Linked DNA regions of Mus musculus: regions 2, 3 and 4 are each linked to region 1. A link is a loop called in an ENCODE intact Hi-C map of the cell type or tissue named here. Cell type or tissue: heart. All regions are shown on one strand. Region 1 holds the start of Egln3 (egl-9 family hypoxia-inducible factor 3). Region 2 has its middle 7.6 kb from the start of Gm40425. Region 3 overlaps Gm35818 (a long non-coding RNA gene). Region 4 has its middle 50 kb from the start of 1700104L18Rik.

The links. Peaks named below come from ENCODE experiments on the same cell type or tissue, not always from the same donor. Only the 100,000 strongest peaks of a DNase experiment are listed, where the experiment ranks them.
Region 2: a loop joins it to region 1, with 2.4 times the contacts of the local background. A loop is called at or near these places in 5 of 42 quality-filtered maps.
Region 3: a loop joins it to region 1, with 2.6 times the contacts of the local background. A loop is called at or near these places in 5 of 42 quality-filtered maps.
Region 4: it touches region 1 in a loop (4-fold over the local background); 7 of 42 quality-filtered maps call a loop at or near these places.

What each region holds. Positions count from the first base shown.
Region 1 is chr12:54,202,216-54,210,215 of GRCm38, forward strand. Egln3 (egl-9 family hypoxia-inducible factor 3) reads right to left here and starts at 1,659. Exons shown (of 5, transcript NM_028133.2): 1 at 990-1,659. The coding sequence starts at 1,346. In heart, a CTCF peak has its summit at 3,168; DNase peaks (open chromatin) are centred at 266, 1,646 and 3,166; H3K4me3 peaks cover 2,159 bases; H3K27ac peaks cover 2,068 bases.
Region 2 is chr12:54,538,278-54,546,277 of GRCm38, forward strand. No RefSeq gene overlaps it. Among named protein-coding and RNA genes, the nearest start is that of Gm40425, 7.6 kb to the right of the region's middle. In heart, no CTCF peak of the experiment used is centred here; no DNase peak of the experiment used is centred here; H3K27ac peaks cover 535 bases.
Region 3 is chr12:54,100,902-54,108,901 of GRCm38, forward strand. It overlaps Gm35818 (a long non-coding RNA gene), which reads right to left. Exons shown (of 7, transcript XR_872758.1): 3 at 6,327-6,528; 4 at 2,205-2,325; 5 at 1,763-1,843. Among named protein-coding and RNA genes, the nearest start is that of Gm35818, 37 kb to the right of the region's middle. In heart, CTCF peaks have their summits at 4,904 (motif pointing right) and 7,485 (motif pointing left); no DNase peak of the experiment used is centred here.
Region 4 is chr12:54,280,012-54,288,011 of GRCm38, forward strand. No RefSeq gene overlaps it. Among named protein-coding and RNA genes, the nearest start is that of 1700104L18Rik, 50 kb to the left of the region's middle. In heart, no CTCF peak of the experiment used is centred here; DNase peaks (open chromatin) are centred at 630, 3,750 and 7,060; H3K4me3 peaks cover 261 bases; H3K27ac peaks cover 1,064 bases.

The DNA.
Region 1 (8,000 bases):
AGAGCGGCACATGGTTCAGTGCCCACAATTCCTCTGCTGCTAGCATGCTCTACCTTGCTGGACTTCAAATGAAGTTTTCATGACTCTAAGAGTCCCTTGTCCCGCAGCTACACGGGGGCAATTCTCTCTGAATTGCTCCTGGAGAGAGAGTTTGACTATCCTTATAGGAAGAAATGGCCAGGAGCAAGACTAACCCAAAGTGATGTTACAGGCACCAGCTCCTCCACCTCCCATTGGTCTACCGGCCTGCCAATCTACCTGTAAACATTTTCAAGATAAATCATCACCACCCACTGCCCCCATTACGGGCTATGAGAACAACAAAAACAAGGTTTCTACCCAGAGGTACCTCACCACTCTCTTCATGGACCTTATCAGGTTGTTTGAGTGGATTTTGCCATGAGTTTATAGGAAAAGAAAGGCGATGGCGTGGGGCTCAGCACTTGGGCTGAGGGGTCTATGAGAATTCTGAGCCCCAGGGCTCAAAGGCTGCAGCAGAAGTGGAGGACTTAACCTTGTCATACCGAACTCTTCCCTCCCACCCTACCTAACTCTACAAGCCAACTAACACAAGGCAAAAATTAGACTTGCCTCTAGTAGAGTTAAGAGTGCCTCTGGCTACTGTGAAGGGCAGTACCGGGTGGCTTTAAAGGAGGCACTTCGGATCATGGACATGCGTGTCGCAGTGTTTCCAATATCTTTTCCCTCCACCAGCCAGTTGTCCTTGCGGTCATCACCAAAACCAGGGCAATTCTTTCAGAGTCAGCAGAAGCTCATCATCACGAGACACCTGAGCCCCTTAACGTGGACTTTTGCTTAAGGGGTTAGGCCAGGAGGTGGAGGGGACGCAAGTAGGGCAGATAGGCAAGCTGACTTCTTGGTTAAAAACCAAAGTTCGCTGCACCCCAGCGAAGGCGACACAACACTCCGAATGAAGGCTTCCCGTCCCCTGCAGCGCAGCTGCGGCTGGGCACCCGCACGCATCCTACCTTGGACCGCTCCTTGACATAGTATTTGCCCAGCCGGCTCCCGCAGTACAGGACCAGCCGGTCGATGAGGGACAGGAGGAAGTTGATGGCCTCGCAGCCCTCCTCGTTGCCCCCGATCCACGTGATCTGGTCGCCTCGCAGGTGCCGCTTGGAGACGCCGGCGCACGGCCCGGCCAGCTGGCCGTCACGCAGGGCCCCGTTGTAGTGCAGCTGCTTGACTCGCTCCAGCACGCAGTCGCCCACCACCTCGCCTAGGAAGTTGTCCAGGTAGCAGAAGCCGACCTCGTGCAGACAGGGCACGATGTACTCCAGGGCGATCTTCTCCAGATCCAGCCTCATGATGTGTCCCAGAGGCATCTCGCCCACAGAGCCGAGGCCGGGGACCCCCAGGGTGCACGCACCCAGGGCTTTCCCAGCGCGAGCGCACAGCGAAGATGCGGAGAGCCGGGCCGGGGACTCTCCCACCTGCGGTGGTCACAGTCCCCGAGCCACTTTAGCTCCAGAGGCGGGGAAAGTTGCTCGAAACTCTGAAGAGAAGGGATCCCGGCTCTGGGACCGGCGGGAGCAGTGTAGGGCTCCGCCACCCAGCGCCGGACTGGCCCAGTGAGAAGTCGGAGGGCCCTTTTTGGAGATGCAGAGCCACCGCCGCGGCGGCCGTGGCCGGGGGAGGAACGAGAGAAAGCACCGCCTTGACCCCAACGTCATGGTCCCGCCCCCGGGACTGCCCTCCTCCGGGCTCTTCCTCTTGGACTGGTGCTGCGGAGCATCTGGGTGAGCTCCACTCTAGCTAACCTGTGTGTGACCCAAGAAAGGGCTGGATTTTTTTTTTTTAATGCTCTCGATTTGCATATTGATTTGCGTTAAATCCCCTAACAAACTTGAAAACCTGGATCTCACGTCTGAGATGCACATGAACAGTTTATTGCCACTTTCTGGGCTAGTCACCTCTCTGGTGACTATATTTCTTAAACATTAAGGTTTAAGCTCTACCTAGTGTCTTTCCTTCTTTCCTCTTCTGTTTGATTCGGGTCTGGCTGTTCCAACCCCTGTGAGAGAGAGAGGTGAATTTAATTTTAACCAAAACTGACTGATTCATTAACAAACATTCCCCTTGACCTCCCCCCACCCTGTGTGCCAGGCTGGTGTGTATCCCCTGAGAAGGGAGTGGAGGACAGAGAGATAGGGAGGCGCCCCGGGAAGGGAGAGCACTGCCAAATCCTGCAAATTTTTGTATTTTGTCCTGCGGGAGATGTTCATGCACCATTTATACTCAAGCTTTTTACTAAAAGGTTCTGAAATTCTCTCTCAAAATCACTCGCACTCTCCCCAAAAGATACACTGTGTTCCAGGTCTCTCTGGCTTCTACTACATGCAACTTGCACTAGAGCCCTAGGCCCTACCCAAAAGGCTTAATTATCTACTGTAAGGTGGTCTCTATACAGATTTCTGATGCCCTTTCCTTCCAAATGAGAGAGAGAGAAACAGAGACATCTAAGACAGAGGGAAAGAGAGACAAACACAGAGAGACAGAGAGACAGAGAGTCAGTTCACATCTTTGCACATTTAGATTTTCAGTTAAGTCAAATGAAAAACTGCACCGATTTTTCAAGCATCACTAATTTTGGACATAAAGTCCTTTTTGCTTTTATTCTCTTCCCAATAGCCCCTCTGCTCACCTTCTCTGAGGGGAGAAGTGGGGGTGCAGTTCATGTGAAGGAGAGGCAGAGGAGGAGAGAGTGCTGACAGACTGGGAAGAAGGCTGTATTGTAGTCAGTGAGGGCAAACAGGGCCTTGGGGAGTGGCAGTCAACCAGAGAGGGTGTAAGCAGCTTTGAAGAAACCTAACTAGCTCCATGGAGAACAGGGACCCTGTTAATGGCCTTGCTCAGTTGGCCTCTTCCATATGTCTGTCCAGGAGAAGGTGTATTTCCTTAGGGTAAAGGCTCAACTTCAAGAAGCTGTTGTCCAAAAGCCCATAGCAGCACTGGGGTGACAGGAGCCCATGTCCTTGAAACACTGATGCCAGCACATGATAGATGGTTGGAAAACAGTCTCCTGAGACACTGACATCTGAACCTGGGCCCTGCAATCACCAGCTGGGGTTTTAGACAGGAAGCCAGCAGGACAGGACCTTTTGCAAGCAGTACTGAGGAGCCTCCCAGGGTATCTAGAGCAAGACCTCAGCGGCCACTGGAGGGGGACAGTGAGAACTTCTGCAGAACAGCTGTCCTGTCCCATCCCAGTAAAGGCAAACAAAGCAAAGGCTGGAGAGTAATTTATCTTCATTGGGGATAGAATGGAAATGAGTTCCAAACAGGAGGAAAGGCCATCTTCCCACTGTTATCTGAGCCCCTCTCTAGGAGCCACTCTGACCCCTCTTATGATCTGCAGGGACACCTTGGAGTAGGAAGCTGTGGAAGGTAGTACCTTGGGGCTTTTGCAGCTTTGGAGATTGTAGTAGACTTCAGAAATATCCCAATAAAGTTATTAACTTAATATTTAAATGGATTTCCATAATTTCAGAGCACAGTGGCTGCTAGTGTAGTCACAACTAGAACAACAGTTCAAGCAAGTTCAGGCCTGATGCGGTTCTAGATGACTTCAGTTCCAAAACGCGTGCTGGTCAGGAAGGGAGTCAATCCTGTAGCCCCATCCCTGCTTGGCTTACTAATCAATCACAGGGAACTTACTAATCAATCACAGACCTGCCAATCAACTCAGAGCTGCCAGCACTGAGAGCAGTAGGGAAGTCAGACATACTGTGACTGGGAGAAATCAAAGTTCATGATTCTACAGAGGGCACAGACAGGCAGGAGCCAAACGGGCTCTGAGGCTGAGCACCAGATGGGCAAAATCCAAGTTACCTGTAAATACATTTATTTCAGATATTTGTCCATTAACCTAAGTCATTTTAAAGGTGACTATTATATTCATCAACTTTTCATTGCTTTGGCAATGTACCTGAAACAGTCATTGTGGTGGTTTGACTAGGAGTGACCCCCTCCCGTGAACTCTCGGGTTTGAATGTGTAGCCCAGAAGGAGTGGTACTATCAGGAGGTGTGGCCTTGTTGAGGTTGGTGTGGCCACGTGGAGTGTGTTGTGGAGGAACAAGCTTGAAGTCTCAGAAACTCAAGCCCAGGCTCAGGGGTGCACAGCCACTACCTGCTGCCTTTGGATCAAGATTTAAGACTCTGAGCTCCTGCAGGACCATATCTACCCGCATGCTGCCATGCTCCTGGTCATGACAATAATGGACTAGAACCCTAAAACTGTAAGCCAGCCTCAATTAAATGTTTTCCTTTATAAGAGTTGCCACGGTTATGGTGTCTCTTCACAGCAATAGAAACCCTAACTAAGACAATCATTTAAAAGAAACAACGGTTTATTTATTTTGGCTCATGGTTTTTAAGGTGTTGTCATAGTCTTTGGGGACTGTGGCAAGGCCCATCATGTCAGGGAGAGGCAAGAAGAGTGATAAAGAATCCAGGGATCCAGAATCAGATACAAGGGTCACCCCCAGTAACCTAACGTCTTTCTACTAGACCACCCTTCTAGAGGTTCTACCATTCCCCAGCAATGCCACTGGCTGCCAATCAAATCTAAACATACGTGCCTTCAGGAGACACAAGCCAGACCATAGCAAGTATTAAAATAACTTCAAAAACATACAACCAACTTTGTTTTCTTTTTTTTTTTCCTTTTAAGATTTATTTATTTATTATATATAAGTACACTGTAGCTGTCTTCAGACACACCAGAAGAGGGCATCAGATCCCATTACAGATGGTTGTGAGCCACCATGTGGTTGCTGGGACTTGAACTCAGGACCTCTGGAAGAGCAGTTGGTGCTCTTAACAGCTGAGCCATCTCTCCAGCCCCAACGTTCTTGTTTTTAATTCTGTTATGATAAAATACCCTAATAGAAGCAACACAGAGGAGAAAGGCTTATTTTAGCTCAGAAGTCACAGTTCATCATTGCAGGGAAGTCAAGATACCAGGAGGTAACGTAGCTAGTCACATCACATGCACAATCAACAGTAGAAAGCAGTGAGTGAATACATGCATGCTTCCCCATCTCCACTCTTACACATTTAGGATTCCCTGCCTAGGGAATGGTGCCACCCAGAGTGGGCAGGTCTTTCCCACTCAGTTAAGTAATCAGTTAATACTTCTACAGTCTTCTTACAGGCAAGCCTGTCTATATAATTCCTCTCTGAGGGGTTGGAGAGATGGCTCAGGAGTTAAGAGCTCTTGGTGCTCTTCCAGAAAACCAGATTCCCTTGTGGTAGCTCACGGCCATCTATAACTCCAATTCTAGGAAACCCAACTTTCTCTTCTGATCTCCAAGATAATCGGACACATATGTAGTGTGCATAGAAATGAATGCAGGCAAAACATCCATATACATAAAATAATAAATGAAATATAGATGATTCCTTACTGAAACTCCCTTCCCAGAAGATTCTAGATTGTGTCAATTTGGCAGTATTCGACATCACATGATTTCAAAGTGAAAACTTCAGCATCATTTAGCATGTTACATTCATGTTACAGCATGTTACATTCATGTTACAGCATGTTACATTCATGTTACAGCATGTTGCAATCACTACCTCTGTGCTGCCAAAACATTCTAACTGCCCCAAAAGAAAATTCTACACCCCTTGGTCAGTAATTTTCTGTTCCCAACTTTCCTCAGTCCCTGGCAACCACTGATCTGCTTCTGTTTCTCTGAGTTTACTTATACCAGACATTTTCTCTAAGTGGACCATACTATATGGGACTTCTTCCAGCTGGCTTCTTTCTTGTCACATAAAGTTGTTTTTCAGGTTCACCCACATTGTACCACATATCAGTGCTCTCTTCTTTATGGCTGAATAATTGTGGCTATGCCATAATATCCTACTTATCAGTTGATGGATTTGGGTTCTTTCCATATTTGAGTTAGTGTTAGTAGTAATGCTGTGAACATATGTGCCTAAGGATTTGATTAGCCATTTTCAACTTTCGGGGCACGGGGCGGGGGGGGGGGGAGTAAAATATTGAAGTCCCATTTTGAAGAGCCACCAAACTATTTTCTTAACAGCTTAACATTTCACATTCCCACCACTAATGTGGAAGAGGGTCTATCTGGTTTTGTTGTTGTTGTTTTGTCAAGAAGGATCTCACTATATAGTCCTGGCTGACCTAGAACTCACTACAAAGCCAGGCTACCCTCGGAGATCTGCTGCTTCTTGTGTGCTGGAATTAAAGGTATATGCCACTGTGTCCACCTCAAATTTTTCTTTTTCTTTTATGTGTAGTGGGGTTAGGCCTACACGTATGTGTGTGAAACATGGGTGTTCCTGTTGCCTGCAGAAGTCAGAAGAGAGAGTCAGATTCCCCTTGGAACTGGAGTTACAGATGCTTGTGGGCTGGGGCTGGGAGAACAGCTGGTGTTCTTCAACTGCTGAGCTGTCTTTGTAGTCCTTCAAATTCTTCCTTAATCCTCGTGTAACTTATTATTTCCCATCAAAGTCCTGCCGTGTCTGAGTTTTCTTTTATCCTGGTAGGAGCTTGAGTATCATTTGCATCTGCGTGCAACTAGAATACTTTCATAACACTTAATATGGTGTCATAGCCTTTACAACCACTAATTCAGTTAATTTTTATAACACTAAGATATAACTTCTATTACGAGCCCCCATCGTGAATATGACCAAAAAAAAAAATGTGGGACATGAGGATGATAAATAATTTGCTGAAGTTTACATTGAAAACACATCAGTGTAAGATGGGCAGGTCTCCCAGTGTACTGAGGGTGTGGGAAATGCTAAGCCACATGCCGGGTATAGCAAGAACTCACTCCTGAGCACTTTTTTGTTTTTGCTGTTGTTCTTAGTTGGGATACTTTCACGTGTGATGACATTTTTAACTCTTGGCTCCCTCACTAATACTTGCTGAAGATGGGATATAAGCAAAATATAATCATACACTGTTTAGATGACAGTCACTTTCCAAACTGCAAACTGAGATCTGCTTCTTGCTCCATCCTAATTATAGCCCACAGTTCCAGGATGCAAGACATAGATTTCAGTGATGTATTAGCCTGTTGAGAACAATCCCTGGTCATGAGTTACGTTTCGGTCCAGGCGCGGGGTGCTTTTAAGGGACACAGGAAGTGAGTTCATTTCAGTGCTGCGGCTAGTGACACAAGACCAAAATGAATTTATGGCTGTAAGCTCATGGGTATAACTCGGGTTCAGAGAAGGAAGTGTTTAATTACATTGTTGTCCCTGTGGACCTGAGCCATCCTGCTCTTTCCCAGGTCTAAGAGGAAGCCAAAGAAAGCCAGCTTTGTGTCAGTCCCTAATTATGTCTCAGTTCACAGGTGTGTTTGAGTCCATCTCATTTGTTCCCTGACTATTCTGTCAGGTTCTGGCTTTTGGAAACATGAATAAAAATGTTCATTAATATTTTTCAGTTTTCTCTTGTTTAGGCTTAAAGTGTCTAAAAATCTTTTGCATTAGTCATAAAAAAATACAGCTGTGTCAAATTTTAAGCTGGAGTGTTTAAGGAGTGTTTTAAAGAGTCTCGTTGCTTAATTTTTACAAAGGCTTTTCCTAAAGTGTTTCTACTCATTAGAATTTTACACCATATTGTATTTTTTTTTAAATAACCATATCCCAAAATAATCTTAGATGCAGAGGGAAGCTGTGAAGACTCATGTGGAGTTTTCAAATACCCCACAGGCTGTTTCCCCACAGTTAACATCTTGTATTGTTTGGTAGAGTTGTGGTAACTTATGAACAGTGCTGATGTATTCTTAGTAACAAAAGCCCTTATTTTTCCAGATTTTCTTTATTTTTACTGCAGTGGCCGTGATCTCTTCTAGGATCCTGTTGACACTGTATACAGGTTGAAAGAAAACCCACACATTCCCAGCCCTGTAGCTCCAGTAGAAACCAGTCCGAAGATCCCTGGCATGAAGACAGAGAGACAGCAATCGGACCTGCCCGGTTCCTTCCTATG
Region 2 (8,000 bases), 340 kb after region 1:
TCCTAACAACCCCTTTCCTTAAGCTGGACCATAAGACAATATTTGCAGGCTGCCTATCTTGTTAGGGTTTCTATTGCTGTGAAGGAGACACCATGATCATGGCAATTTTTAATAAGGAAAACATTTAATTGGGACTCCTTTTCAGGTTCAGAGTGAGTCCATTATCTGCGTGGCTTGACGCATGAAAGCGGACATGGTGACGAGAGTTCTATATCCAGATCTGAAGGCAGCAGGAAGTGACTGTGACACTGGGTGTGGCTTCAGCATCTGAGACTTCAAAGTCCACCTTCTTTTTTTTTTTTTTTTTTTCAAGACAGGGTTTCTCTGTGTAGTCATAACTTCACACCAAAGTGAATATTAATAATTGGAAATCTAAATTACAATTTGAGTATTCAGTTTCCCAAGTAGGCAGAGCTGGCTAGGTAAAGATTAATACCTAATAGGATAGAGTTCTCTGCCAATGTTTATTTGATTCATACAAAATAATTTTAAAGCACTGAAATATTGGTGGCGATATTAGTAGTGGTAAGGGAATTTGCATGAAAGATTTGCTTAATTCAACTGAACACCATCAGATTTTTATGAGACTACACATGTGTAAAGTTATCATCAAAGAATACTGGAATTTGAGGTATTTTTAATATATTGTATGTATTTAGCAACTGATATTACTAAAAAGTTATGTTTTTATGTTATTCCCACCCAGAAAAGCATCTAGAAATTCCAATTCTAGGCTAGAATTCCTCTCATAAGTTAAGAGTGCTGACTGCAGTTTCTCTCTCCCCTTTGTTGGGTATTTCAGCTAATGTCATCCCCATTGGGTCCTGGGAACCTCTTGCAAAGGGGAAACTGGGAAAGGGAAAACATTTGAAATGTATATAAATAAAATAACAAATAAACAATTTATTTGGTTTTTTGGTTTGTTTTGGGGTTTTTGGGGGGTTGTTGTTTTTTGTTTGTTTATTTGGTTGGTTGATTTGGTTTGGTTTGGCTTGGTTTGGTTTGGTTTGGTTTGGTTTGGTTTGGTTTGGTTTGGTTTGGTTTGGTTTGGTTTTTTGAGACAGGGTTTCTCTGTATAGCCCTAGCTGTCCTGGAACTCACTCTGTAGACCAGGTTAGAAATCTGCCTGCCTCTGCCTCTCAAGTGCTGAGATTAAAGGCGTGCGCCACCACTGTCTATCTGGCTACCAATAAACAATTTTAAAAAAAAGTGTGTTGATTATTTTTCCAGAGGACCTGGGTTCCATTCCCAGCAACCATATAGAAGCTCACAACCATCTGTAACTCTAGTTCCAGGAGGATCTGGCGCCCTGGTGTTGCCTCCATGGGCACTACCTACACATGGTACACAGTCACACACGTATGTAAAACACTTGTACATATAAAAGTAAATCTCAAAAATTCAAGCATGTAGAACAGCTACTGCCCAAATTAAGACATGTTTTATGAATAATTGTATTGCCCTGTGATGGTTCAGATAGGAAGTCCCCCATAGATTCATATATTTCAATGCTTGGACTATAGGGAATGGCACTATTAGAAGGTGTGACCTTAGAGTAGGTGTGGCCTTGTTGGAGGAAGTGTGTCACTGTGAGGGTAGGCTTTGAGATCTCAAATGCTCAAGCTATACACAAAATGGCACAGTCTCCTTCTTCTGCCTGCAGATCAAGATGTAGAACGCTCAGCTTCTCTAGCACCACGTCTGCCTGCACATCTCCATGTTTCCTACAATGATGGTAGGATTGGACCTCTGAACCTATAAGCCATCCCCAATTAAATGTTGTCCTTTATAAGAGTTGCCTTGGTCATGGTGTCTCCTCACAGCAATAAAACCCTAAGGCACACCTCGAAAAGTTTCTTCATAGTCCTTTGCCTAGTGCCTCATTTTTTTAAAGCTGCAAAATAAAATTTGTTTCATGTCTTAACTAAAATTCACTGTCATATCTGTTATCTAGTTGTGAACAATTACACAGATACCATCAGTGTGAACAAGTCTTTATTTAGGCTTCTAATTATGTCTCTAAGAGAGATCCCAGAAGTAGAATTAATTGTAGGTCAATTTCTTTTCCAAGACTGCTAATGCATCTTTTCTGTCCATTTCCCCAGCAGTGTCTGAAAGGACATCACAGCTAGTGAAGAGGAGCCCTGGTCTTTACAGATGCAATGCATGGAAATATTCCTGTATATAGTAAATTTGATTGGTGTTCTGCACAGTAAATCCGGTTGCTTCTATCACTGAAGTTGAGTGTGTTTAAAGTTATGCTAGCCACTTATAAATCTTTTGTTAATGTCTTTGCCCTTGACTGTGGTCTTAATTTTGAATTACTGAATATTAAGGACTTTATATACAGTGAGGTTGTTAACCTATGTCTCGCATAATTATTGCAGATATTTTCTTCAAAAAATAATTTCATATCTCCAAAAATTCATTTCATTTTTAACACAAAAGGTCAAGGCAGTTTCTTCTTTCTTTTGTGATCAAGAATTAAATACACATTCCAGCTGGGGAAGTGTCTTGCTCTGCATCATCGGGGAAACTTACTCCTACAGCAGAGACCCACAGCCAGACGTTAAGCAGAGAGTAAAAGACCTTGGACCGCACAGTCCTAAATGAGATATCATTATAAAGTCCCTCCTCTTAGGGCTCAGGGAATGCCCCCATTCCACCACACAGAAGGAGGCAGAAAAAGCTGGAAGGAGATAGAGGACACTAAGAAAACAAGGTCCCCTAAATCCACAGGGCTGATGAACTCACAGAGGCTGAGACCACAGCCACAGAGCTTGCACAGGTCTACACCAGATGGGGCCCTAGAGCTGAAAGGAGAAGTAGGCACAGCCCCCATCCCTACCCCAGAAGCATTCTCCAATTGGTAATCACTTGCAAATGGAAATTTAGTTTTCTAAATTTCCTCACCAGAGAAGCAAACTATTCTTAAGGACAGGCTGCTCACGCAGCACTAGATGACCAACAGAAAATTAACTCAGCAGCACCTTAGGAGGCTCTTTATCTCATAAAGCATCTCCCATTTGTTTGCTTAACTTTCTTTTTTATATATTTTTTCTTTCTTTTTTACCTTTCAAGTCCCTTGAGCGTATATTATGGCTTATAGTTTAGTGTTTTAATGGGATTCCTGAGTGCCAACAAATCTCTGTGTCTAAAACTGTTTCTTGTGCTTCTGTAACTTTTCTTGGGCTCTTTCCCTTCTGTTTGTCTGTTTGCTTGTTTGTTTGTCTTGTCCTATGTCAGTGTTAGTTTTGTTTTATCTTGCTATATTATACTTTATTTTATTATTAACACTTATGTGGTGGTTTGGATAAGAATGGCCCCATAGGTTCATATATTTGAATGCCTGGTCATCAGGGAGTCGTACTGTTTGAGAAGGATTGGGAGGTGTGGCCACGTTGGAAGAAGAGTATCACTGGGGCTTTGAGGTTTCAAAAGCCCATGTCTGGCCCAATTCTCTCTGTCTGCAGCCTACAGAGCAGGATGTCGTTCTCAGCTACTGCTCCAGCACCACGCATGCCGCCATGTTCCCTGCCATGATGATAATGGACTAAACCTCTGAAACTGTAAGCCAGCCCACCATTAAATGCTGTCCTTTTTAAGAGGACAAGCATTATGGTCAAGCCAGGCGGTGGTGGCACAGGCCTTTAATCCCAGCACTTGGGAGGCAGAGGCAGGAGGATTTCTGAGTTCGAGGCCAGCCTGATCTACAGAGTGAGTTCCAGGACAGCCAGGGTTACACAGAGAAACCCTGTCTTGAAAAAGAAAAAAAAAAAAAAAAAAAAAAAAAAAGAGTTGCTATGGTCATGGTGTCTCTTCACAGCAATACAGCAGTGACTTAGACACCTTAGATGCCTGCTTGTTTTCTACTAAGACAGAATAGATCCAGATATGAGGAGAGGTGGGGAAGAACTGGGAAGAGTAGATGGGGGAGAAACTGTAACCAGGTCATATTCTGTGAGGGGAGGAGCTATTCAATAAAAGGAAAAAGTTAAGTCTAATTCCTACATTTACTACATAACATTGTCCTATCCGAGAAGTTTTAGGACAGACCTTTTCAATTGTATTTAATTTTATGTTTCAAAAATGATGCTTTGTCAAGCCTGCATATGACTTGTTACCTCTCAATAAGTCTTTTGAAGTAAATTAACAAATCAGAACAGAAATTTATCTGTCGGAATATTCCAGTTGAATTTTTAAAATAGAATTTCCTTTAAGAAACTAAAACAATAAGCCTGGGCTTATCTTTTAATACATACTGATGAAAGACCTGTATCCAAAAATCACAAAGAACCAATCCATAACAAGAAATCCAAGTACCAAGTAAAAAGTCTGCAGAAGAGCTGAAGACCAGAAGACGTGCAAAGAGCACAGAAGACATGCAAAGAGACCAGAAGACGTGCAAAGAGCACAGAAACATGTGATCACTACACATCACTAGTGTGGGACATCACTACACATCACTAGTGTGGGACATCACTACCCATCACTAGTGTGGGACATCACTACACATCACTAGTGTGGGACATCACTACACATCACTAGTGTGGGACATCACTACACATCACTAGTGTGGGGCATCACTACACATCACTAGTGTGGGACATCACTACACATCACTAGTGTGGGGCATCACTACACATCACTAGTGTGGGGCATCACTACACATCACTAGTGTGGGACATCACTACACATCACTAGTGTGGGACAAGCTCAAGCACCAAGGAGCTGTTACTACAAGCCTGTTCAAATGGCTAAAACCCAAGATACTGATGCCGTTAAAACTCAGCAAAGACAGGACTTCAGGAACTCTCATCTACAGCTGGTAGAAGCACAAACTGCTAGTTTTGAAGACTGAATGGCAATTTCTCATGGAGCATATAGGCATATAGTCTTAGCAAAATAACTGAAAACTGATGTCTACAAAATGTTAATCATAACTACCAAGACTTGGAAGAAACCAAGGTGCTCTTTTTCTTCTTCTTTCTTCAATTTTTTCTTTCTTTTTCTAAATTTTAATAAGTGTGTGTGTATGTGTCTGTAGAAGGAGATCAGAGGGGTATCAGGTCCCCTGGAGCTTAAGTTACAGGCAATCGTGAGCTGCCTAATGTGGGTGCTGGGAATCAAACTCAGGTCCTCTGCAAAAACAGCATATGAACTTAGCCACTAAGCTATCTCTCCAGCTCCCAAGATATACTTTAGAAAGTGACTGTATATACAAACTGAGGTTCATATATTCAATGGGATATTACTCAGTAATAAGAAACAAGCCATCCAACCATGAAAAGATATGGAAGAGAGCCTTTGTGGAGAGACTATTCTGCATAATAGTGTAATGCTGGATACCTGACATTAGGTGTTTGATAAAACCTATAGCAAGTTCAACACAGGAACCAAGCCTGAAGGAAACTGTGGACCGTAATTAATAATGATGCATCGATATTGGTCCATCAACTATAACAAATGAGCCAGCAATGCAAGATGTTAATCAGAAGGAAAATCATTATAGGACCAGGGGAAGGTGTGTGCCAACTCATGGTTCTGTCCATTTGTCTATAAAAAATCAATTACCATATATGCATATGTGTGTCTTCCACAAAACTAATCACTCTTTGAAAAACTTCCTTGAAGCCAGAAACAGTCCTCTATAAGAGGTAAGGCCTCATAACAGCAAGATAAGTTACTAAATGAGAGAGAGACAGACGGGTAGACAGGCAGAGCTAGGGTTAGCACTGAGTTATGAAGAGGTCTGTGAAGCTGGCCTGATCTGGTTTTGAATTCTGTACTTACTTATATCAATCTGGCAAGTTGTTGAGGTTTCTTTGGCTTTGATTCCCTCAGTTGTATAATAAAATAAAAAAGAGTTGTAACTTGAACATTTAAAAAAAATGGACATGAGCCAGCATGGCCTCTCCAGGCAGAGGCAGGCAGATCTCTGTGATTTTGAGGCCAGCCTGGTCTACAGAGTGAGTTCCAGGACAGCCAGGGCTACACAGAGAAACCCTGTCTTGAAATATATAAAAATAAAAAATTAATATCATCTTTCATTTCAGACTCTTCTCCCAAGACTTTTCTTCCAAGTACCTGGTAGATTTATTACTATTTGATATAATTAGGAAACAGGTTAAAGTTTAAATTATCTATATTTATTGATTTGTTCAATAAATAATTATGAGGTGCCTAGTATGTTCTAGGCTCTATTCTAGACACTAAGAGCCCAAAACACGGACAGAACAAAGTCCCAAATAACAATCCTATATAAAGGGAGAGGAAGCAGATGCTGAACAAACACACATAATAAACTCTCAGAGAAAGATAAGGGAAAGGGGGGAAGCTGTATAAAGGCAGAAAGAGTGTGGTTCTCTCTGAGCAGTCTCAGGGAAATGAAGGGGAAGGCGTGCCCGAGGGTGGAGTCAGTCTGTATAACAGAACAATGAGGGGCAAAGCCTTCCCCACCACCCGCCCCAGGAAGGAGTCAAGCCTTGGCAAAGAGGAGTGCCTGAAGCAATGCGGGGGAGAAGGGATATGGCAGGGGGTGAAACAAAGAGACATACATGAGGCCAAATTGCTTAGTTCAGGCTTGGAATTCAAATCCCAAGAGAGAAGAGAAATCACGGGAGATTTTAGAACTAGGTAAACACTGTGATCAACTTGTATTTAAACAATCCTACTCCAAGGGATATGGGTAGTTCAGTTGGTAGAGCATCAGGCTTTTAATCTGGGGCGTGGGGGGGGGGCGTCCAAGGTTCAAATCTTTATTCAGGCAGAAGCTATTTTGAGCTCCTAAATAAATGTGAGTCCAAGCATGATAAAGGTAGAAACCTCCCACCTAAGTAAGACCCACAGAGTTAACAAAAAATGAATGAGGCCGGGCGAGGTGGTGCACACCTTTAATCCCAGCACTCGGGAGGCAGACGCAGGCGAATTTCTGAGTTCGAAGCCAGCCTGGTCTACAAAGTGAGTTCCAGGACAGCCAGGGCTACACAGAGAAACCCTGTCACCAAAAAAAGAACGAAAATAAAATCAGACACCATCCAAGCAGTATCAAATCATCTCCAAGATAATTCCTAACATTTTCAGGGAAGAGGAAGCTACCTGTAGTTGGGGGAAAAGTGCTAATGGGTGAGGGTATTATATGAACAATACAAAACCACATGATAAAACCCATTTTGTATAATTAACATATGTTAATGAAAATGTTTTTAAAATCGAATACCAGCAATAGCCATATGATTGGTTAGAGACATAAATATTGTAATAGTATTTCTTCTTGATGTGATTATGAATAAACATAAGTATAAATTACTCAAAAGTATCTAGGACCTCCTACAAGTTTTATTGCTCGCCCTCCAAAAAGAAGATACATTGGAAGTCTAATCCCCAGTGGCCCAAGATGTGATGATATTTGGAAAGAGTTCTTGCAAATGTAGCTGGTTAAGATGATGTCACACTGAAGTGCAGTAGACCACTTACTGAATAGAACCCTGGTGTCCTTACAAAGAAAACAATCTCATGGAGACAAAGGATGCAGTTAAGAAAGGCATGGGAAGAATAATACGGCACTGCCCCGAGCCGTGGAACTCCACCAGAAGCTCACACAAGGCAGAGGCGGACTCTCACGGAGTTCATAGGGCACACAGCCCTGCCAACACCCTCACTTTGGACTTCTAACTTCCTAAGCAAAGCATCTTTCCTCCTCTCCACCTACTTGCCTCCCAAGGGCTGGAGGATACTGAATCAGCCCATCTTAAAGCAAATCCACTAGGCAACCAAACACCCAGCCCCATTTCCATAAAGACACGGGTTAGGGGACGCTTGGTTGCAATGACGGTATAGAGTTGGCTTTTCTTTTGTTGTATTGAGCACAGAAAAGGGAAGCGCTATCCCAGAAATCCTTGCGATCCACACCTATCCAGAAACCAGTCTCTGGTTCTCTCTGTGGGAAATGGGGCCACTAAGAGGAAGTCATCAGTGAGGGAATTACTTTCTGGTAACAT
Region 3 (8,000 bases), 100 kb before region 1:
TAACATGCTGAGGTCCTGGACTCAGTGCATGGGCCTCTCAAAAAGTGAATGGAATGAGCTTACTGGGCTTCTTGGTGTGCCAGACACTGCAGGGATTGGAAAGCTGAATAAGTCACAATCCCTGCCCTGAGGACGGTGCAGCCCCAGGAGCAGGACACAGCTACGACCATCAATGTAAAGTGACAGTGTCATCAACAGCTGGAAGATGAGCACCTGGGAACCTTAGAGAAGGAAGAACTGAGCAGAGGCCAAGAGAGCCAAGGGCAGACACAAAAAGGAAGAATGGTGGCTCTTCCCAGACTGTGTGGGAAGACAGGCCTCTGGGGGAGGGAAGGTTAGGAGATATAACAGCCTGGGAGTGGGTCAGGAGAAATGTCACTGAGGCAGAAGGGGGTCAGACCAATACCCACGTACACCCAGAAAACACACCCTGGGTTGTAAGAAAGTGAAGAACAACTATAACCGGCTATTCTTTCAAAAAAATTCCTTCCCTGCCCATCATGGAGGTCCATGCTGCCCAGCACTCGGGAGGCAGAGGTAGACAGGTCTCTGTGAGTGTGAAACCAGCTAGGTCTACCTACTGAGTTCCAGGCCAGCTTGGACCACATAGTCAGACTCTGTTGAAAGAGGAAGGAAGGTTGGGGAGGAGAAACCAGAAGGGGAGGAGGTGGGGCGGGGGGGGGGGGGAGGACAATTGTTCACTAGCAAAGGCAAAAGCGTAAAAGAAGCTTGGGAATTTAGCTTTCATGATCACAGGGAGGACCAGGGATGGACATAGCCCAGCTGGAGTTAGGCACAAACAGTCCCCAGTAGCCTAGCACCAGTCATGTGACAGAGATCCAGGAAAAAGATAGCATGGAGAAAAAGACCTGTTTACACCTTAGGCTCAGCTGGAGAGCCCCTTCCCCAGGACCCCAAGAGTAGCCTAGGGACCAACAGAAGGCAGAGCACCCAGCCCTGCTCTCAGCCGGAGCCATAAAGAGAGTGGCACAACGGAAGCTGGTTGTAAAACTTAAGCAGATCAGACACCATAAAATACTTTGTAATGCGCCATTGAGGCGGCCAAATAAGAGGCTTGAATAAATTTATATTCCAATTGCTAAACATTACAGTCAATTTAAAAACCCACAAAAGTTTTGCCGAACAACTGTATAACTTAGAATGGATCTGTCGCAGCATACAGTCCCTAATAGACGAGACATAAAACAGTCACAGCTAACTCCCTCTCACCTGCTAAATCATCTTGAAATAGTTCTGCTAGCTCAACTCTCCCTTTTTCTTCCTTTCAAAAAACACTGTAAGGTAATTCTTAGGTTAATGTGAATTTTATTTATTTATTTATTATTTATTCACCTTTTTCCCCCTCCAGACAGAAAGTACTAAAAACTGTCAGAGCCAGGGATTTATTATGCCTGAAGCCCTGCCTTCCGCCTCTGGTGAAAGCCCTCTGCCTGTTTTGGGGGTTGTTTCTCATTCATTAAGCTTTGGTGAGATTATCAGCTCATGGCGGCTGTTTTATAGATGTTGAAATTGCTAAATATGCACATACGTGGTCATATACTGACATGCGTAGGCAAACATGAACATGTACACACACACACACACACACACACACACACTCGTGCGCGCGTGCACACAAGGCCCAGTACCAAAGGGAAAGCAGATGTGCTCTGACTGACAGGCTCCCTTCCCCACTCTTCTGCTCCATTCCAAACCACTCAACCTCTGTCAGAACTGAAGGAAGCAAGGAAATGCCACTCACCCAAATTCTGTGGCTGTTCCGCTCAACTAAAGAAGCCATTTCCTATCTCATTCAGAAGGGTCATCCGGAGATCTGTAGTATCTATTAGCATATCAAAGCATCAGAGGGCCTCCAGCCTTTCTCAGTACCCATGGTTCTTAGCCTTTCTCACCCCACCTTACCCTAAACTCCAGCTCATGGTCTTCCTCTTACACTGTCTTCCCCTCTCCATCTCCTTTCCTATACCTCTTAGTCTGCTTTGTTCTCTCTCTCTCTCTCTCTCTCTCTCTCTCTCTCCCCCCCCCCTCTCTCTCTCTCTCTCCCACCCCCTCTCCCAGGCTGATCCAGTCTGCTGGCCATGTTTAGTCTCTTACTTTCTCTCTCAGCTCTGAACCCTTCCACACTCCTCTGGCTGTACTGTCCTTCATATCTACAATAAAAACCTTCTTCTCAAAAACCATACCTTGGAGCTTCCATGTCCTCAGTCTATGCAATTGCCGGTTGTGAAGCCTCATACTGCAGTGAGATATCAGCGAGAACCATCTTTGCCTTGGGTGTGTTCCCATTTCAAAGCCAAGAGTTATCTCGAAGAGAAAAAATAATAACAATAATAAGATAACGGTGGCTATCCCCATTGTTCGGCTGTTGTGACTGAGATCTAGGGAGGCTGACACTTTGTTAAGTATGACATGTCAAAAGACACACATAGAATCAGTGCTCCAATTTCTCTGTCCTGTGAGGAGAGCTGCGATGGGACCTGAGCAAGAGCGGGCCCATTAGAGGGGGTGTGAGGAGGGACAGAGTAGATTACCGGGTTTTTTTTTTGACTGTTCCATTCACAATCAAAACATTTCTACTCCTTTCTCCTAGTCAAGGTCCATTTTCTGTGAAAGTGGGATTGTAGTAGAGGTAGAACATTATACTGCAACAACGAGTATCTCTTTGTTCCCATCTTGGGGTTAGGGGTGGCATTCACAAAGAACTGGCTCTTGAGACACAAATCCACCCCTGAGACAATAAAGAGAAGCTGAAAGGGAAGAGAGGAGGGGTGTCTCCTAGCACCACGTAAGACATGGCTGCAGGGGCGGTAAAACCTGTAGGCTACGTTATGGTCTGCACACCAGACAAAGTATCCTAGTTAGAGCTACTACTGCTATGATGGAGCACAACCAAAGCAAGTTGTGGAGGAAAGGATTTATTCAGCTTACACTTCCACACTGTAATCCATCACAAGTGGGGTATCTGGAGGCAACAGCTCATACAAAGGCCATAGAGGGGTGCTGTTTCTGTTGCTGTGATGAAACATCATGACCAAAGCAACTTGGGGAAAAAAGGGGTTGTCTACCAATTAAGGTAGAATTCTACCTTAAGTGGTTAACTTCTCTGAGCCTGGCACAAAATGGAAGCCTCCCTTTACCAGAAGGGCCTCCGCTCTTCTGACCTTGTCTGGGGAGCCAGAAACCCCACACTCTATAACTAGAGAAGGTTGAGTAGTCCTTGGAAGACCTATAAGTTCAACTTCCTCTTTTCCCAATAAGAGCCCACACAGCAAGTACCTGGGATTTCTGGAATACCCCTCCATGCACATGAGACAGAATGTTATAGAACATTAAACGCTAACCAATGGTTTTCATTTACCCTGAAAACTTCTTCCCACTCTCCAAAGTCCATACAAAGTCCTGATTCACCGGGAATAAAATGTATGCATACAAGCCTACCCCGTATAAAGGTATGCACACAAGCTAAGATCATTTCAGAGAGCTGTTTCAGAGAAGGCCTTTGTAACACTAACATCCTCAGAGAAGTGTGTGCGTATGCGCACACACACACACACACACACACACACACACTCCCAGCTGGCCTGGGATCCCACAGAACCCATTCTGAACACCACTTCATTCTTCCAGCCTGAGAAGGAGAAAGTGAACAACTTGGAACCACACTTGGACCCTAAAACAAATATCACAAGGGTTTATTTGGGTTACACCTCTACATTGTGGTCTATCACTGAAAGAAGTCAGGACAAGAACTCAAACAGGGCAGGAGCCTAGAGGCAGGAGATGAGGCAGAGGCCACAGATGGGTGTTGTTTATTGGCTTGCTTCTCATGGTTTGCTCAGCCTGCTTTCTTATAGAACCCAGGACCACCATCAATCATTAAATAAGAAAATGGCCTTCAGCCGGGCGTGGTGGCACATGCCTTTAGTCCCAGCACTAAGGAGGCAGAGGCAGGCAGATTTCTGAGTTCCAGGACAGCCAGGGCTACACAGAGAAATCCTGTCTCAAAACAAAACAAAACAAAACAAACAAACAAACAAACAAACAAACAAACAAATGGCCTTCAATTTTCTGAGATTTCCTCTTCCCCTGAGACCCTAGCTTGTGTCAGGATGACATAAAACTAGCCAGCACTCATGGGTTTCTCTCAGAGTGGAAAGTGTGAGGATGGACAAAAGCAGACAGGGTGGCACGCCTCATCGAGTGGCACGTGCTTTGCCAATGCGTAGCCGCTTCCTTTCCTGTGTGGTTTAGGAATCCAGGGCCAAAGAATTGAGAATCACAACAACAACAACAACAAACAAACAAACTTTAAAAGAACTGAGTGTGGGGAGCCAGGTGTAATGATGCTGCCTTTAATCTCAACAGAGGCAGGCCAATCTCTGACAGTTCAAGGCCAGCCTGGTCTCACTTTGTAGAACCAAAGAATAAAAAATAAAAATAAAAGGGGGGGGACTTAGACAAGATCACCCAAATGAACTAAGACTAGCACTCTGACTTCCAAAGAGTATAATAAGAAGGTCTAAGGACATTGCCTAGAGAGGCACACCCTGTGAGAAGACATGCAGGGGACACAGGACCAGTAAGAACAAGGCTGCCCAAGTTGCTCTGGATCAGACTCGAGATGAAAACCCCCAAGATGGTGCCTAGGGATAGAGGGGAGGGGCTGAAAACAGGACTCTGGTAGCAGAGGTGGGGCCATACTGATTCGGGATAGGAACAACCACGAACTTACAAAAATAACCAGAAAGATGACTTCCCCAAACTGCAAACTCAGCAATTCACGGATGTCATTTTTTTTTTTTTTAAGCACTACTTCCATAAGCTTTCAAGAGCCATTAATAGAAACGGATAGTTGGAATCTAATCTCTTTTGTGCCACTTGGGGGCAACACCTTCATGTTTGATTTATTGAGACTCTCACCTCTGTTTGCCTTCTGAAAGACAGAAGTTGCTAATCTGAAAGCTTTCTTCTCTTCTGTAAGTGGTTACAGAAAATTCCCAACCTGATAACGACAGAGAGCACTGGACATTTTTATGTATTTATTTATTTAAAATCAAATCATTTCACCCTCTCCTCTGGACCAGGCAAGGTGAATGTCAGCTACAAAGACTGGCTTCTAGGCAGTCCCCCGCCACAGGTCAGAGAGGGAGTTCTGAGCATAGGTAGGCCTGAGGCTGAGGCCACAAGCTGAAGAACCCATTGAGACTATCAGCAACAGGAAGTCCAGTCTATGCTAATCTAAGATAGGCAGTGCTTGGTGAGTCCCAGGGCACCCTTAGAAGAAGGAAACACGAGTCAATTACTCCTGAGACATCAAGTCGGTGTACAGGGCAGCAGCCACCATGGAAATAGCCAGAGGCCTAGTGGGTAACCAGCAACAAGAAGCCAGGGCCCCAGACAGAATGAGACTCAGGAGTCCAGATGCAGGGGATAAGTATTCTGTCTACTTATGGGGCTGGTTCTAGGCCTGGGCCCTTTGCAAGTGATCATAGCCATCAGTCTCCTGATTACCAGAGCGTCTATCTCTACACACTTCCTTGCCACAAATGGAGCTAATGGTGGTTTGTCTAAAACAAGCCTTGGCCCTTCTTTGAGCCCTTCATCAAAGGACACTGCCAACACAGACCAATGAGGAATCTCACACCACAGTAACAACTCTGTCCCGCCCATCATTTGCACCAATTGGTCCAAGCTTTCCCACTTTAGACCCTCCAACCCTCCACTGCCAAGGCTAAGCCCTCGCCATCTGTCTTAGTCAGGGTTTCTATTCCTGCACAAACATCATGACCAAGAAGCAAGTTGGGGAGGAAAGGGTTTATTCGGCTTACACTTCCATACTGCTGTTCATCACCAAGGAAGTCAGGACTGGAACTCAAGCAGGTCAGGAAGCAGGAGCTGATGCAGAGGCCATGGAAGGATGTTCTTTACTGGCTTGCCTCCCCTGGCTTGCTCAGCCTGCTCTCTTATCCAAGTCCCTGACCATAGAACCCAAGACTACCAGCCCAGATATGGTCCCACCCACAAGGGGCCTTTCCCCCTTGATCACTAATTGAGAAAATGCCTTAGAGTTGGATCTCATGGAGGCATTTCCTCAATTGAAGCTCCTTTCTCTGTGATAACCACAGCTGTGTCAAGTTGACACAAAACTAGCCAGTACACCATCTCTTGTCACTACAGGAATAGGTTACTACTTGGTTCTCCATTCCAGTGATCCCCAAAACTGTCTACACTGCCATCAGAACGTTCATTCTGGCTTTATATCCCCTCCTGCTTCGTAAACTTGAACACAGTGAAGCATAGAGCACCTGGCAGAGATCCGAAGGTTTGGTGTACTCCTCCCATTTTCCATGTGTTCCTCCAGGAACTGCTGTGTCCACTAGATCCCTCTGCTGTCCTTCTTGGAGCTTAATTCCTTCTCATCTGTGTGCCCACTGTTCGTAGGCTGCAGGCTTCTCCTGTACTGCCCACTACATGGCCGGATAGCTGTTAGCCTCTGTGTCATTGCCTCTGTAAACAGCAAGAAACAGGTTCTCTTCTTGTATGCCCAGTAGCTACTCTGAGTAGTAGGTACTCAGTCATGGTTACATCGATTCAGACAAGACCCGGGAACCAAAGGTGATAGGGAAGCTAAGGCATAACTGACGGGGCTAGAGTTTATTTTATGCCTGTTCTACAATATTGCAAATGAAATGCTTCTTACACAATATTGTAAATGACCACAGGGAGTGAATAAGGATTCAGAGGTAAATTCAATTTAGTTTTGCTTACTCTTTCCAGAGAACGAATGCAGCCTGTCTGTAAGCTGAGCTAAGAAGCTACATATTTGCCTCTTCCCTCTTAGCAATAGCTGCTTAGGAGAGAGAGAGAGAGAGAGAGAGAGAGAGAGACAGAGAGAGAGAGACAGAGAGAGAGAGAGAATAGAGGACCATATATTCTGGAGATCAAGTCTCAAAAATCAAAAGAATACATGAAATCAAGGCTAATCTTAGTTTTATTTCAAATCACAGCTACAGGTAAGAAAAGATAAACACTGGGGCAGGGAGATGACTCGGTCATTAACGTGCTCACTGCACAAGCATGAGGATCAGAGGTCAAACATCCTCACCGGCATAACAAACCGAGCATGGTAGAATGCACCTATAATTCCAGCCCTGGGGAGGCACAGACAGAAAGAAAGATCCCTGAGGATCAGTGCCAGCCTGCCTAGTCTAACCAGTAAACCAGATCTCAAAGAGAGCTCCTATCTCAAAAACAGGATGGATGGCTCCAGAGGAATGACATCTGAGGTTGACCTCTGACCTCTACACGGATTTGCACATAGGTGCACATGCACCTACACACACAAGACAAATAGCATACAGTAAGATGTTAATGATGCATCAAAACTAACATGTCAGGCTGGAGAGATGGCTCAGTGGTTAAGAGCACTGACTGCTCTTCCAAAGGTCCTGAGTTCAAATCTCAGCAACCACATGGTGGCTCACCACCATCTGTAACGAGATCTGATGCCCTCTTCTGGTGCGTCTGAAGATAGCTACAAGTGTACTTATAATAATAAATAAATCTTTAGGCCAGAGCAAGTGGGGTCGACTGGAGCGAGCAGAGGTCCTGAATTCAAATTCCCAGCAAGCACATGAAGGCTCACAGTACAGCTTCAGTGTACTCATATACATTAAATAAATAAATAAATAAATAAATAAATAAATCGTTTTAAAAACCCTAACATGTCTAGGACTTTCTAGGTGCCATATGCCATGCTATTACCTGATTTCATCTTTTCAACAAATCTGTGAAATATCAACCTCCTCTCCAACCCTGATTTGAATCTGATTTAGAGCTGGCTTCATTTGCATACAACACAGACACTGACTAGCACAGCTCCATGCATACATAGATGGTTCCAGAACTCTCCAATGCATATCCCAAACAGAGGGTTGATATCCAGACTCTGTCTCTCCAGAACATAAACTCTTAGTGCT
Region 4 (8,000 bases), 78 kb after region 1:
GGAACTGTCCTTCATTCCAAGGAAGACTGAGGGTAACTGAGCCCCTTGGAGCACAGGCCTGCATATCACCCTGTATCTAGCAGCTTGGCATCTCAAGAAGCCATTACTATAGCTTGTTGACCCACACAGTGAACAGAACATTCTGGAAAGCAGATGCTGACGGACTCTGTCAGCTGTGGGATGAAACATTCAGTCTCATGTGAGTATCAGTTGTCTTTCCAGGAACGGTATCACTTAATGTCTCTCCCACCCAGCCTTGGGCATAATATTAGAATGCCTGCTGTCAACTTTTCCAGGAAAGGGGCCCAGGAATTTGAGACTTCGCTAAGCCTTGACTTTGGACTTCTAGGTGTTTCTTTACTTATGATCATAAACTCTGTGTCACTATTTTTCTTATATTTACCCACCCTCCTAACAATTATTGAGTACCGAATGTGTGCCAGTCCTTGTACTGAAGACACAATAATGAACGAAATGAATACGGGCCCCAGAGGCAGACTTTGGTACACAATCAGGTAGCATGCCAGGGGAGCAAAACAAGCAGATCTAATGGAGAACACTTGTGTAAGAACATTTGTCTCAGCATCTGTCCTGAGTCAGAGGCCCCAAGGATGTGGGCCACAGCCAAGCGTGTATCTCAGAGCTGCCTTCCTGGCCTCAAGGAGTCCTGAGAAGAGAAGCAGCTGTCATTTGGGCTTTGCTGGAGAGAAACATCTAGATCGGCACTTCCACTTGAGCTAGGAGAAGTCTGAAGAGATTTCAAGGGCAGGGTCACCTGTCAGGCAAGTCTGGGACTAAGGACCAGGGCACCCAAATTGAACATACAACTAGTTAATGACAGATTTTCATTTTTTTTTTTAACAGATAAGTAACTGTCCTCAGAAAGCATTCAAATGACCCCACTGGGATTTAAAAAAAGATTGATTTTTTTTGTGTGTGTATGTGTGAGCACGTATGCACATGCACTCACAGAAGCCAGAAGATACCTTGGATCCCTTGGAGCTGGAGTTAACTGGCGTGTTTGAGATTCCTGGTGAGGATGTAAGTTCCAAACCCTGATCCTCACAATGGAACCGCAGGCATCTAAACAGCTTAGCCATCTCCCTGACCGGAGTAATAGCAAAGGGGAAGGAAGGATGGGGAAGAGAGGAAGGGAAAGAAAGCAAGAAAGAAAAGGAGGAGGAGAAATAATAAAAAGAACAATATTAATATTTAACTAAATACTCTAATTAAATACTAATATTTCAATTTATATATTTTAAATGAGATCAAAATGTATATATCAAACACATTTTGAAAAAAATGTAAATGGAATGTTGTATGGAACTCCCAAAGAACTAAAAAAAAAAAAAAATTAAGGGAAGACATAAGTAAAGACAGACTCCTCGTTACAAACCCTTCCTCAAGCCTTGGGTTCTAATACGGCCCACATAGCACTGATAGCCACTGTTACATGTTCTGGCTTTGTTTTTTTGCTAACATTTAAAAACTGATGGGCCCCATATAGGTCCTGTTTTACATCTAATGAAAGTTCCTTGCATTGACCTATCTATGCTAATGGTGTCACCTCAGAAGCTTGAGAGCAAGACAAAGAGTATCAGCAAAACTGGTGGAAGGAAAAACCTGGTTACGGCGACAATCACACTCACCCTTATTCACTCATTCACACATTTATACTCACACACACACTCATATTGTCTTATACCTACACATACACTTATTCTCTCATATGTTCACAGTTATACACACTCACAAATACACTTACACTCACAGTTACACACACTTATTCATGCAGTTATATACTCACACATGAACTCACACTTGTTCACTCAGTTACACACACACACACACACACACACACACACACATACACACACACAGTTGCTGTGCCAGCATCAGCATCTACCTATTGGGAAGTTTGTTTCCTTCATTTTGGACCAGACATTGGTGAGGGTTCGAGTTAAAGCCGGCTGCTGTACTATGGGTCACCTCTGACTTTGTTGCTTGCACCAGAAGATGATTAGCATCCCTGGTTTCTATCTACCTTGTGTAGTTAGAACTCTTTCTCCACCCAATGGTAACAACCAAGTCTCTAGACAGCCCCACATGCCCAGAGCTGGGAAAAGCATGATGGCAAGACACTGATTTGAGGACTAACAGGGACAGGAGGCCAGAACCCTGGAGTGACAGCTTCCAACAGAAAAGCAATTTGGTCTTGCCAGTTCTGAGCTCAGGGAGCCAGCAGCCATAGCCTGCAGGAGGTCTTTAGCTCTTTTAGGGGTATTCCATGCCTCTCTCTTGCCTACACAGTGGCCCCCACAAACATTTGGTTAGAGAGAGAGAGTAGCGAGTTATGATTAGAAACAGACTACCCAGCTTAAGACTTAGGTTTGACCAGGAATAAAGCCATGCACACAAGTCCCTAGTCACTCTCCACGAAGAGGCCTGTCTCCATAGGAACTGTGAGTAGCAGGCTCTTCTGACTTTTCACATTCTCACTTTGCACACATTCCACTGGGAGTGTGGCTCAGGCCTGGTGTTCATGCAATCCCTATGAGTGAACTGTAAAATGAAATAATCTTTGGGACACAACTCAAGTTATTGGGAAGAATATTTATTTAAAATTGTTATGCCTTGACAAAGCAGATAAATGACCTGCTCTGAGCTTGTGACACCCCCGCCACCCTCCAGTCTGGATGGCTTCCTCATTCCCACCTCACAGTTGCTGAGTTGACCCTCACTGACTCTTACCAGCTGTTGTTTGCAGAATTAGAAGCTGGACAACGGAGGAGGAGGGAGAGGGGGAGGGGAGGGGGGAGGAGGAGGAGGAGGAGGAAGAGGAGGAGGACAGAGAGAATGAACCCCTTTCTTGGAATCTTAAGGATCCAAGAACTAACTGTATTGGGGGAATCAGGACTCCACCCAGACACCAGAAAACATCCACCCATACAAACAAAAAAGCTTAGCTTCAGATGACCAAGGAAGCTAAAAAGCTCACCATTCAGCTGGTACCCTTGTGCTGAGTACTCATAAACCTTCATCTTCAGCCCTGACCATCTTCTTGTACACGAGATGTGTAGGTGTGTGTGTGTGTGTGTGTGTGTGTGTGTGTGATGCATGTGATGCCAAGGCCAGAAAAGGAGGTTGGGTATCTTCCTCTATTACTTTCTGCCTTATAGACTTGAGATAGGATCTCTACTGAACAAACCACAAGCTCACTGTTTTGGCTGGACTGGCTGACTAGCAAGCTTTGGGGATCTACTTGTCTTCACACACACACACACACCCTGTGCTGGGTTTATAGACATTTATAGCCATGCCCAGCCCCCTAGCACCCATCCCCTCTTTTTAACATGGGTGCTAGGGGATTTGAACTCATGCTTGCCTATCTAGATATCTCTCTAGCCCAAAGCCATGTACACATTTCTTCAGAGCAGTGTACATTTCATGCATACGTCTTAATCAGCCCACCCCTTCATTCTGTGCACTGAAAACTCAGGCACCGGATCTGCCTCTACCGGTTAGTTGCTTAGAACATAGCTGAATGAAACTCAAGTCCCAGAAATGGCCAACCCAGTAAACAGGAGCCACTCTGAGGTTAAGTTCTGCATCAGCCCTGAAGTGGATATGCAGGTAGGATGCCATACTAAACATCAGGGTGCACTGGGAGGTAGAAAGGGAAGGGCAGGAACTCAAGAGGTTCTGGCCTTCAGAAAAGAAAGGGGGCCCCATCACCCACTACATCTCCAGCTCCTGCTGGCATGGAGCATTGAGTAGAATGAGTAAGCACCGTGCAAGTGACTGAGCAGTGACTGGCCAAACTGACTAGTGCCTGGGGTGAGCCATGGGTGGAGCTTCAGCCCTCAAGCCTCACTAAGCTCACATTTCAAAGACCCTGCTACCCAGAAGGGCGGTGACATCTTCCCTTGGTGTTGACCAATGCAGTTCTTTTGCTTGAAAGGAGCTTAACAGAAAACGCCTCAGAGAACTGTTGATGAGCATAATTACACGGCTAGTGCCTCCTAAGCCAAAAAGTTTCTTTAAAAACTTAGCCATTCAATCGGCCCGGCTGAAGAGGCAGTGAAAACTGAAGAGAGAGAAGTCTCAGGACCTGATGACCACTTCTGAAAACTCGAATATAATGTACAACTCTCTTTGCACAACTCCATACAGTGAGCACCTCTTTATGTGCTGGGACTATAGTGGGAATAATGAGAACACTACTAACTGCCCACAGGAACTGATGGGATGTGGGAACAGGGCGGTGCATGCCTCTAGCACCAACATTCAAGAGGCAGATCTCTGTGAGTTCCAGTCCAACCTGGTCTACTTAGCAAGTTCCAGGCCAGTCAGACCACATAGTGAGATCCTATATTAAAAAACAACAACAACAAAAAAAAAAACAAAACAAAAATGAAGACAGGAGCCTAACATAACTGTCCTCTGAGAGGCTCCACCCAGCAGCTGACCAAAACAGATGCAGAGACCTGCAGCCAAACACTAGACTGTAGACTGAGCTGGGAAAGACATGTGGAAGTGTTGGGGAAAGGATTGAGGGACCTGGAGGGAATAGAGACTCTAGAAGAAGACCAACGGAGTCAATTAACTGGACCCTTGGGGCTCCCAGAGACTTAACCACCAGTCAAAGAGCATGCAAGGACCAGACCTATCCCCTGCCCTGCTCATATGTAGCAAGTGTGCACCTTGGTCTCACCTGACAACTGGAGCGGAGGCTGTCCCTGACTCTGTTGTCTGCCTGTGGATCCTGTTCCCCTAACTGGGCTGTCTTGTCTGGCGTCAGTGGAAGAGGAGGTACCTAGTCATGCAGTGACTTGAGGTGCCATGGTGGGTTGGTTTCTGGGAAGGGACAGTATCCCCTTTCTTAGATGTGAAGGGGAAGGGGAATGAGAGAGGGGGCATATAAGGGGAGACTGGGAGGACAGAGGGAGCTGCAATCTGATGGTAAAGTGAATAAATTAATAAGTTAATGGAAAAAAACACACGTGATATAAATACACATATATAAATATATAATATAATACATAGAAATACATGTAATATAAACATGTGTGTGTGTGTGTGTGTGTGTGTGTGTGTGTGTAGAGGCATAAATGATGAGAATAACAGAGGAAAACCACGCTAACCAATGGAGGTGAGAGAGAATCACTTTTTTGTTGTTTTTAATTTTGGTTTGGGGGGTTTTGTTTGTTTAGGGTTTTTTTGTTTGTTTGTTTGTTTGTTTTTTGAGACAGTCTGTGTAACCCTGGTTGTCCTGGTACTCACTGGGTAGAGCAGCCTGGCCTTGAACTCAGAGATCTGCTTGCCTCCACCTTCCCACTGCTGGGTTTAAAGGTTTGTGCCACCACCATCCGGTGAAAGAGAACCTCTTATCAAACTCTTAAGCTGAACCCGGAGGGGTGAGGAGCCAACTCCAAGAGCTATGAAATGTCCCAGGAGGTGTAAAGGCCTTGGAGCGGTAGGTACTTTATCAACCAAAGGCCTTGAGTTGGAAGTGTGAGCAGAGAGCTGGAGAGGAAGGGCAGGGTGGGCCACTTCCCGCGTCTAGAAAGGTTCTTTTTCTTTTGAGTGGAGTCTTGTAGAAGCCATTTCATGTGACTGTGGCTCTCCTTGTTAGCTCTAAGATAACACATAGAACTTGCTTAGTGAGCCCTTCACTCCTCAGCACCACGCAAACCCGACAAGCTAGAAACCAGTGAGGAAATAAGTCCATTTTGCAGTGTTTTGACTAACAGCAAGGATGTAACAAATTAGCCCCAAGTGTCAATCACGTAAAGGATCCAGCCCCTGCCCAAGCAAAGACTGGGAACAACATTCTCAGATGTTGGTCTGATCCTTGGCAAGCGGTCAACAGAGATGACAGGGGATTGAGCGTCTCAGTGGTTGGAGCTTGCTCTGGGTCACACAACCTCATTCGGATGCTAGCCTTACATGTTTCTGTCTGGGGGGGTCCTTGACCAAGTTTCCTAATATTGTATCACAGTGCTCAGGGTCCTCGTCTGCAAGAAAGGACTACTCAGGACTACTCCGAGCACCCTTACAAACTGCAGGGTGCAGAGCAAGCTGTCAGTAAGTGGTCCTGACATTAGTGTTCCAACACGGTACGTAAGAGAACACACACAAGAAGATGCCACAAACTATGGGGAGTTGTCACAGACAGTCAGAAAGGCCTGGCCTTGTTCTTTCTGTTTTGAGAAGCAGTTGGGTGGCATCCTAGTGAGGCTTACTATTCCTGTGAGGAAATGCCGTCACCAGAGCGACTTTGCAAGGAAAGGGGTTTTTTCACCTTAAGCTTCCACATCGCAGGTTATCACCAAAGGAAGTCAGATCAGGAACTCAGATAGGGCAGGGACCTGGAGGTAAAGGCTGATGAAGAGGCCATGGGGGGTGGGGGGGGGGGGAATGCTGCTTTCGGACTTGTTCTCCATGGCTTGCTCAACCTGCTTTCTTAAAGAACCCAGCTGAGGGACAGCACTTCCCACAGCCGTCTGGGTCCTCTTCCTACCAATCGCTGATTAAGAAAATGCCCTACTGACTTGCCTACAGCCTTATCTTACAGAGGTCTTTTTTTTTTCTTTAAATTGAGGCTCCCTCAGATGACTTTAGTTGACATAAAACTATCCAGCACAGGTGTGTTGCAAACCTGGACCCTGGGCAAGGACCCGGGCCAACACATATACCTTTCTCATGCAGACTCTGAGTCCCACAGCAGTGTTTAAACCCAGATCTGAGCCTAATTCTCGGGGCAGTCTGAGACCAGGAGAGGAAGGGAGGAAGCTGCTTCCTGGTCCTCTGTCCTGAGCCCATTAGCTCCCTTACAGCGCAGGCACAGCTTAGTCTCAAGTTCTTGCAGCTTGGTTTCTCCACATTGACCACTGCTGTCCAGGCCTTTGCTTAGAAGAAAATCATCGTGGCATCAAAAAGGATGGAGAGAGAAAAAACTGCTTGGCTCCTGTCCCTGGCCGCGCACTGTGCCCCAGCTGGCTCCAGCTGTCTTGGAATGGGGCAGGGTGGCTGGCATGTAATTGCCTGGGCAGAGATAGGAGGTATGCAGGCCTACGTGCACGGCTGCATGCCCCGCAGAGGCCGGGAGGGATACTGTTTAGTGAGTGTCCGTCTGATAACAACCTGAATCCTTCAGATGTCAGCTGCCTGCCAAGCTGGACATGTCTGTACACCGGCACGCAGGAGTCTGGGAGACAGAACAAAGGGACTGTCACTGATTCAGCCTTGTGCTATAGTGTCATCCTCATTGGAACAAATCTTGGGCCAGCTGGCAGGGAGATTGTATCTAGGAATTCCACAGAGTATCATGGAGACTGTCAAATTCTAAAGGGGCTTTGGGGTGGCAGATCCCTGTCAAGGAGCCAACCACTCCTGTCCCATTAGGAGTTGGCAGCTGGTCGTATACCTCCCGTACAGTGCTCTTTTCTATGCCTCTCCCTGTCACAGGCCTGGCTGTTGCTAGCTGTGCCCTTTTCCTTTGGGTCACAGTTTCCCTCAAGGCCCCAAACCTCCCCTCCCTCCCCATTTCCCAGAACATGATGGTATTAATTATGGCTGGCTCGTATCTGCTATGCATTCCATGCCACTTGCAGCTCCAGCCTGCTTTCCTTACTCATCACTGCAACCCTATAGGATGCATACAATTATCTTCTTGCTCAGTACACGAGTAAACCAAAGCTTGGCAAGAATCAGTGACTTTGTCCAAGTCACGTAGACAGTGAGGTGGCAGAGCTAGGAAGCAAGTCCAGGCTGCCTACGTCCAGGATCCAAACTCCTACTTTCTTCCCATTAATGACCAAGTCCTTATGAATCACCATTTGAAAAACAAAACAAAACAAAAAACATTTTGGGTTCCCAGGTCTGCTTCAGTGGAGTGACCAGCACTCAAACGCAGCATGAGGATTTTATAGCTCTCTCTTTTGTGTGTAGTCAGAAGGAGAAATGTTTTCAAACTAGGAGATGCTAGGAAAGGAAGT